2 separate regions of the Homo sapiens genome follow, and region 1 is linked to region 2. The links are chromatin contacts, found by Hi-C or POLR2A ChIA-PET in ENCODE. All regions are on one chromosome and are shown on one strand. The core of a region is the stretch at or near the end of the contact, and the rest is flanking DNA. Distances in the headings are between cores, read along the strand shown. Region 1 holds the start of PPAN-P2RY11 (PPAN-P2RY11 readthrough). Region 2 holds the start of MCEMP1 (mast cell expressed membrane protein 1).

Region 1 (3,722 bases), core at 280-2,779, 2.4 Mb after region 2:
CAGTAGTGCACAGATACAAAACAGGTACACACAGTTGACACCCGGAAACCTATCCACCGCACCACAGAGGTCACCGTCTGTCTCCCACACACTCGGTCACATTTTCACACAAGTCAAATCACACGAGGACGGAACTGGGGGAAGTAACCATGCAGTCATTTCCCAGGGGTACAAAGAAACTCACATAGAGCCCCACAGAGCCCAGGCCCAGGGTCTGAGACCTGTCCAAAGGCCCCACCGACGACCAGCCACACGCCGGGAGAGTCACCTCCTTCCCCTGGTCTGCACCATCCTGAGCTCCCGAGTAACTCGAGTGGACTCCAGGGTTGAAAAAGGAAATGGTCGTCCCAGATCTGAGAGAGGCTGCCAGGCTGGGCTCTGGGCCTGGGTTGGGGCCCCCACACTGGGCCCCTCGGCCCCCCACCCTCAGCCCCCTCTGGCTTCCCCATTGGCAGTAGAGAGGGAGGGAACTTCATAAGTCACAGAGAGGGGCTGAAGAATACAGAGAGTCAGACAGATGGAGATGGGAGAGGCATAGGGAGATGGGAGAGACATAGGGAGATGGCAGAGAAAGGGAGAGACGGGGAGATGGGGAGAGACAGAGAGAGATGGGAAGATGGGGAGAGACCACAGGGAGGCAGATGAGAAGAAAGAAACAGGGATGGGGCCAGACACAGAGAAAGGAAACTTCTTTAGTTTCCATCTTCAGTTATAAATGATGAAAGAGACAACTGATGACAGAGACAAAGTTACAAGAGGGAGAAAGAGACAGGGGGAAGACGAGGGGGAGGGGAGACACATCTGGGGGAGAGGAGGAAGAATTGGGGTGCCAGAGAGAGCAAGGAGGGAGAGGAGGCCGATGGGGGAGGAGAGAGTAATGTTCAGCCCAGTGAGGGGGTGTCCCTTTCCCCCACTGCAAGGTTTTGGGGAAGAAGCCAGAGGCCTGAGGCCAAGACTGAGGCTTTGAGCGGAAAGAAGGAGGGGGCGAGTTATTCACGAAACGCCCGCCTTGCCCTGAGTTTCCAGAAGGTGATGTGGAGTTTCCATCCCTCAGCCTGTCTGCAGACAGGGGTACCCGGGGAGGACAGCTGGCCCAGAGGAGTTGCGAGACTAAAGTGAATGATTGCCACAGTCATTCCCTCCGGTGGCTTCTCCCCAAGTACTTGGCGCCAGAGCGCCCAACATTGTGCATACATGGTCGCTCCTAATTCGTGGGCCCGGGGGACATTATCAGCCTTACTTTGGGATATTTTAGGAGCCTCGGAATGCAGAAAGTGGTTTTAGCCCAGCTGGAGGAAATGGGCCGAAGCGGGATTCGAACCGGCGGATTCGTTTCTCTGCAGCCCGGAGCCGCGTAGCCCCGCCCCGGTCTCCCTAGAAACAGGCACCCGTGTCTCCATAGCAACCGCTCCATCTGATTGCCCCTCCCCGCTCCCAGAGGCCACCTAGTGCGCAGGCCCGCCTGATGTCGTCCCACGCCGTGCCGGCTCTCAGGCGCCGGAAGTGAGCTGCGCAGCGCCGGAAGCGGCGGACGCAGGAGGCCTCGTGGAGGACACAGCAGCATGGGACAGTCAGGGAGGGTAAGGCCCGGCAGCTTGGGAGGCAGGTGGCGCAGGTGGGGTCCCGGCCGAGGTCGCGGCGCTGACCCTTTGTCTCTCGTCGCCGCAGTCCCGGCACCAGAAGCGCGCCCGCGCCCAGGCGCAGCTCCGCAACCTCGAGGCCTATGCCGCGAACCCGCACTCGTTCGTGTTCACGCGAGGCTGCACGGGTCGCAACATCCGGCAGCTCAGCCTGGACGTGCGGCGGGTCATGGAGCCGCTCACTGCCAGCCGTCTGCAGGTTTGTACCCCACCCCCAGCCCGCCTCCACCCACCCTCGGCCTAGTCTTCGTAGCTGCAGTAATGGCTCCCGCTGTAAAACTGTGGGAGGACTTAAGTCTCCCCAGCTGGAAAAAAAGACCCTCATGGGGAGCATCATTTCTGCCTTTCAGGGCTTTTGCTGGGCTGGAGTGAGGGCGCGCAGCTTGGGAGATAGATAGTCGCCTAAGCCTGACAGTTAAGACTGGAATCTGGAGCCGGGCGTGGTGGCTCATGCCTGTATTCCCAGCATTTGGGGATGCTGATGCGGGAGGATCACTTGAGCCCAGGAATTCGAGACCAGCCTGAGCAGCATGGTGAAACCCCGTCTTTACAAAAAATAGAAAAATTAGTCGGATATGGTGTTGCGTGCCTGTAGTCCCGGCTACTCGGGAGGCTGAGGTGGGAGGATTCCTTGAGCCCAGGAAATTAAGGCTGTAGTGAATCGGGATCGTGCCACTTCACTCCAGTCTGGGCGACCGGAGGAGACCGTGTTAGAAAAAAAAAGACTAGAATCTGGAGGCAGCAAAGCAGGGTTGGAAACTGACTTCTCCCCAGTATCTGATGCAAGTTACTTAACCTCTCTGGGCCTGAGTTCGCTCATTTGTCAATGGGAAGATGCGCTGTGAGCAAGAGACAGAGTTAGAACTCAAATCTGCGTCCGACTGACTCTAAAGGCTAAGATCCTTTTGCTCCTCTGGGCTTGTTGAAAGGGTCAGATGCAAGACAGACCATAACAGGATCTGCACCGTCAGCTTATAGTTGTCACAACAAGGGATAAGCTATGTTTTCTTTTTTTCTTTTTGTCATTTCCAGGTTCGTAAGAAGAACTCGCTGAAGGACTGCGTGGCAGTGGCTGGGCCCCTCGGGGTCACACACTTTCTGATCCTGAGCAAAACAGAGACCAATGTCTACTTTGTGAGTAGACGCCCTCACCCTTCATCTCCCCCAGACCCCCCCTTCCCCTATCTCTCATGATGAACACATATGCCTCTGAGCTGCTGTGATTTCTGGCTTCAAAGTAAACGCTCTGAAGAAGAGATGGGGCAAAGGTGCCTACTCCGGGCACCTCTGCTAGACCCCTCCAGAGTCACTGATCTTTTCTTCTCCTGCAGAAGCTGATGCGCCTCCCAGGAGGCCCCACCTTGACCTTCCAGGTCAAGAAGGTGAGAGGGGTGGAGGTGGTACAAAGCCATGTGGGGTGGGAGCTGGACTTGGGGTTGTCCGCAGCCATGTGTGGTTGGTGGTCACCCCCTCCTCTCTCCTGTCCTACAGTACTCGCTGGTGCGTGATGTGGTCTCCTCACTGCGCCGGCACCGCATGCACGAGCAGCAGTTTGCCCACCCACCCCTCCTGGTACTCAACAGCTTTGGCCCCCATGGTATGCATGTGAAGCTCATGGCCACCATGTTCCAGAACCTGTTCCCCTCCATCAACGTGCACAAGGTGGGTCTGGCCTGGCGAGGTGGCAGGTATGGGGGGGTGCAGCGGATAGAGGTGCCACAGGCCCTCAGATGGATTGCTCACTCCTCCCAGCGCTGAGACTGGGAGCTCCTGGGTCTGCTGAGTCCTGAGGTCAAATCCCACTCCTGTGTCTGATGATGCTGGGCAAAAGTGTCCAGAGATTCCCCCAGCGGTCCACACCCCGTGAGCTGCACCTTTTCCAGCCGGTGGAAAGAAATACTGATGGAGCTCTGTTTCCCACGTGTGTTGAGTGCTGGGCTGAGCAGGATCGTAGCATCTCTTCTTAGGGCCCTGTTTTACAGAGGGAAGCTGCGGGCCCAGTGCTATGGCTTCGGCCTGTAATCCCAGTACTTTGGGAGGGCGAGGTGGGAGGATCGCTTGAAGCCAAGACTTTGAGATCAG
Region 2 (3,933 bases), core at 1,323-3,822:
TCCATCAAGGCAGAGCCCACATCCAATTGGTCCGTCTGCTCCATTAGAAGGCGGTCCTATAGCTCAGTAACTGACTTCTTTCTAAGACCAAATGGAGCAGCTGGCATGAAGTCATTATCAAATTGATCTTTCTTGGAGACACAGGATTTGGCAATATTTTAGGAAACAGAACTTTATCCTCACCAGATCTCGACGCTCATTTCTCAACATTCAAGTTGTCTGAAATTTAACCACATATTTTTAACCAAAACATCATCACTTTCTGCACATAAGACAGTCTTATACTTGTTTTTTCTTCTTTTCTTCTTCCTTCCTTCCTTCTTTCTTCTTTCTTCTTTTTTCTTTTTTTTTTTTTTTTTTTGACGGAGTTTTGCTCTTGTTGCCCAGGCTGGAGTGCAATGGCGCGATCTCGGCTCACTGCAACCTCCACCTCCCGGGTTCAAGTGATTCTCCTGTCTCAGCCTCCCGAGTGGCTGAGATTACAGGCGCCTGCCACCACGCCCAGTTAATTTTTGCATTTTTAGTAGAGACAGGGTTTTATCATATTGGTCAGGCTGGTGTCTCTAACTCCTGACCTCAGGTGATCCGCCCGCCTCAGACTCCCAAAGTGCTGTGATTACAGGCGTGAGCCACCACACCTGGCCAGAAAAAAATAAAAATAAAAATGTATGCCTGTAATCCCAGCACTTTGGGAGACCAAGGCTGGAGGATCAGTTGAACCCAGGAGATCAAGACCAGCCTGGACGGCATATTGAGACCCTCATCTCTACAAAAAATAAGAAAAATTAGACTGGGCCACGGTGGCTGATGCTTGTAATCCCAGCACTTTGGGAGGCCAAGGCGGGTAGATCACGTGAAGTCAGGAGTTCGAGACCAGCCTGACCAACATGGGGAAACCCCGTCTCTACTAAAAATACAAAATTAGCCGGGGGTGGTGGTGCATGCCTGTAATCCCAGCTACTTGGGAGGCTGAGGCAGGAGAATGACTTGAACCTGGGATGCGGAGGTTGCAGTGAGCTGAGATAGCGTCATTGCACTCCAGCCTGGGTGACAAGCACAAAACTCCATCTCAAAAAAGGAGAAAAATTAGCCAGGTGAAGTCGTGCCCACCTGTAATTTCAGCTACTCGGGAAGCCGAGGACGAAGGATTACTTGAGCCAGGGAGGTCAAAGCTGCAGTGAGCCATGATCACGCTGCTGCACCCCGGCCTGGGCAACAGAGTGAAACCCTGTCTCAAAAAAAAATTATTAAAAAACATTTAAAGAGACAGGGTCTTGCTATGTTGCTCACGCTGGTCTCAAACTCCTGGCCTCAAATGATCCTCCTACCTCAGCCTCCTGGGTAGCTGGGACTACAGAGCGAGCCACCATACCCAGCTACTTTGTGCCTTTTGTAACCCCAGTTTTCAAGATCAGATAAACACAAAGTGAACTAAGACACCTTCTAGACAGAGTGCGGGCATGTGAACGCATGCTTGTGTCTATTTTTCTGAGTGTCACAATGCAAATAGTATGCAAATGAGTTTGTGATGTGTGTCCGTGTGCAGACCTGTGTGTGTACATGTGTGAGAGAGAGTATCTGGGTAGATAAGCAGATGGATGGATGAGAATGAGAAACCTGGAGTTTCCAGGTGCAGAGGAAACTGTTCCTCCAGGGTTCTTTTTTGAGACAGAGTTTCCCTCTTGTCACCCATTCTGGAGTGCAATGGTGTGATCTCCGCTCACTGCAGCCTCCGCCTCCCAGGTTTAAGCGATTCTCCTGCCTCAGCCTCCTGAGTAGCTAGGATTACAGGCGCTCGCCACCACGCCCAGCTAATTTTTGTATTTTTAGTAGAGACGGGGTTTCACCATGTTAGCCAGGCTGGTTTCAAACTCCTGACCTCAGATGATCCACCCACCTCAGCCTCCCAGAGTGCTGGGATTACAGGCGTGAGCCACCGCACCCAGCCTCCTCCAGGGTTGTATAAAAGCAGGGGATTTGGGGAGGGAGGGAAGGATGTGGGTCTGTCCTCAGTCCCAGATGTGGGTGTGGCGTTCCAGTGGTTAGTTCCCGTTGCCTCACATCTGTGCTTTTCCTCCACGGGGACTTGTAGAAGTAGAAGAACTTCTTGGGGGTGGAGCTGAGGGGTGGAGCTGAGGCTGGAGGGAGGAAGGTGTGGGGGGACCCAGGGGTCCTGTCTCCAAGCCTGGTTGCTCTTACGCGAAAAGTTGGGACACTGAGGTGTCACAGCTTCTCTTTTGAAATGGAGAGGAGGTAGGAGGGTGAGGTCCATCCAGGTAGACACAGACACACACAGAGACCACAGCTTCCTGTAACATTTCCGAGTGTCGAATTCCATCTCCCGGTCTAGAGGTTTTTCTTCTTGGTCCTTCCTGAGACCTCTTGGCTCCCAAGAGCCTCTTGATCGGGGCAGGAATGAGGGTGCCCCAGGGTGCGAGAGTCGTGGATCCCTGAAAAGAGGAGGCTGCTCCCCCTCTTTCTTCCCCCCACCTCCAGATTTCCTCATCTGCCCACACCTTCCGGTGGGCGGGGACGTGTATGGACAAATTTGCGGGCTGGGGACCATGGAAGTGGAGGAAATCTACAAGCACCAGGAAGTCAAGATGCAAGCACCAGCCTTCAGGGACAAGAAACAGGGGGTCTCAGCCAAGAATCAAGGTTAGGGAACTCGAGGTGGAAGGGAGGGGTTAAGAAGGAGAGATTGGGGGGCCGGGGGCTTTTGCTCATGTCTGTAATCCTAGCACTTTGGGAGGCTGAGGCGGGAGGATTGCGTGAGCCCTGGAGGTGGAGACTGGCCTGGGCAACATAGGGAGACTCTGTCTGTAAAAAATAAAAATAAAAAAAGAAGGAGAGTTCAGATGGGAGAGGTAAGGGGTCAAAGGTGGGGGCCGGGGGCTCCTTCCCCTCCAAGATGTGTGGATGTGTGTGTGGATGTGTGTGTGGTGTGATCACTCAAACTCTCACACACCCGCTCCACTTAACCAAAAAGCAGATTTTAGCTTCTCACTCCTTATCTTTCACCCCCTACAATTTATTGAGTGCAAAGGGTTGGGTAAAACAAGATCCCGGATCCACTCTCCACACCACAGAGCTCTGAGCAGATCTCCAACCCCTCCCAGGTGCCCATGACCCAGACTATGAGAATATCACCTTGGCCTTCAAAAATCAGGACCATGCAAAGGGTGGTCATTCACGACCCACGAGCCAAGGTGAGCAGACACCCACCTGCTCACATCCCATCACCTTGGGAAGGGGCAGGTGGGCGGGCAACTGCAGGGCCCCCGGGGCTGCGTGGAAGGGAGGAAGCGATGGGGAAGGAAGAGGTGACAGCTGTTGACGTGCTAATGAGGTCTGTTGATGATGACAATGTTGGGGAATGCTGGAGAGGGGGTCTGTGATGGTGACGGTGTTAGATCGCTGAGGGTGGCTGGTGGTGGCAGTGTTGTTGACGATGATGACAAGCTGCATGACCACAGCTGCTGATGGTTTTGAGAGGAGCGAGGTGTCCATGGTGTTAGAGACAGTGAGGATGGTTTGAGTGGTGGTGCTGGCCCCTCAAGGTCACTTTGCTGCCTCTTTGCTCCAGTCCCAGCCCAGTGCAGGCCGCCCTCAGACTCCACCCAGGTCCCCTGCTGGTTGTACAGAGCCATCCTGAGCCTGTACATCCTCCTGGCCCTGGCCTTTGTCCTCTGCATCATCCTGTCAGCCTTCATCATGGTGAAGAGTGAGTACTTCTTGGGAGGAGGGTGCTGGGGGGCCTAGACTTTCTCCCTTGTCCTTCTCTCTCTCTCTCCCTGGGTGCTTCAAGGATTTTCCTGCCCCTCCTGAACAGATGCTGAGATGTCCAAGGAGCTGCTGGGCTTTAAAAGGGAGCTTTGGAATGGTGAGCGGAGGGTCTGAGGGAGACCCGTGGGGTCATGGTGGGGGTCTGGA

The links. Hi-C counts contacts between places; a loop is a spot of excess contacts on that map. ChIA-PET counts read pairs that join two places held with the same protein, here RNA polymerase II (POLR2A).
Region 1: a map of transverse colon shows a loop between it and region 2 (19-fold over the local background). The contact joins the promoter of PPAN-P2RY11 here to the promoter of MCEMP1 in region 2. A Hi-C loop is called at or near these places in 1 of 168 maps with a recorded cell type or tissue (transverse colon). POLR2A ChIA-PET finds 5 or more read pairs at or near these places in 1 of 52 experiments (IMR-90).

Annotation. Positions count from the first base shown.
Region 1 is chr19:10,104,833-10,108,554 of GRCh38, forward strand. PPAN-P2RY11 (PPAN-P2RY11 readthrough) reads left to right here and starts at 1,530. Exons shown (of 13, transcript NM_001198690.2): 1 at 1,530-1,580; 2 at 1,669-1,839; 3 at 2,673-2,774; 4 at 2,972-3,022; 5 at 3,132-3,302. The coding sequence starts at 1,563. It overlaps PPAN (peter pan homolog), which reads left to right and starts at 1,530. Exons shown (of 12, transcript NM_020230.7): 1 at 1,530-1,580; 2 at 1,669-1,839; 3 at 2,673-2,774; 4 at 2,972-3,022; 5 at 3,132-3,302. The coding sequence starts at 1,563. SNORD105 (small nucleolar RNA, C/D box 105) reads left to right here and starts at 2,819; the gene lies at 2,819-2,903. It also overlaps a transcript of ANGPTL6 not described here. RefSeq lists enhancers at 1,167-1,810, 1,407-1,456, 3,099-3,722 and a silencer at 1,677-1,726.
Region 2 is chr19:7,674,518-7,678,450 of GRCh38, forward strand. It overlaps MCEMP1 (mast cell expressed membrane protein 1), which reads left to right and starts at 2,573. Exons shown (of 7, transcript NM_174918.3): 1 at 2,573-2,658; 2 at 3,120-3,209; 3 at 3,587-3,724; 4 at 3,833-3,883. The coding sequence starts at 2,604. RefSeq lists an enhancer at 3,540-3,609.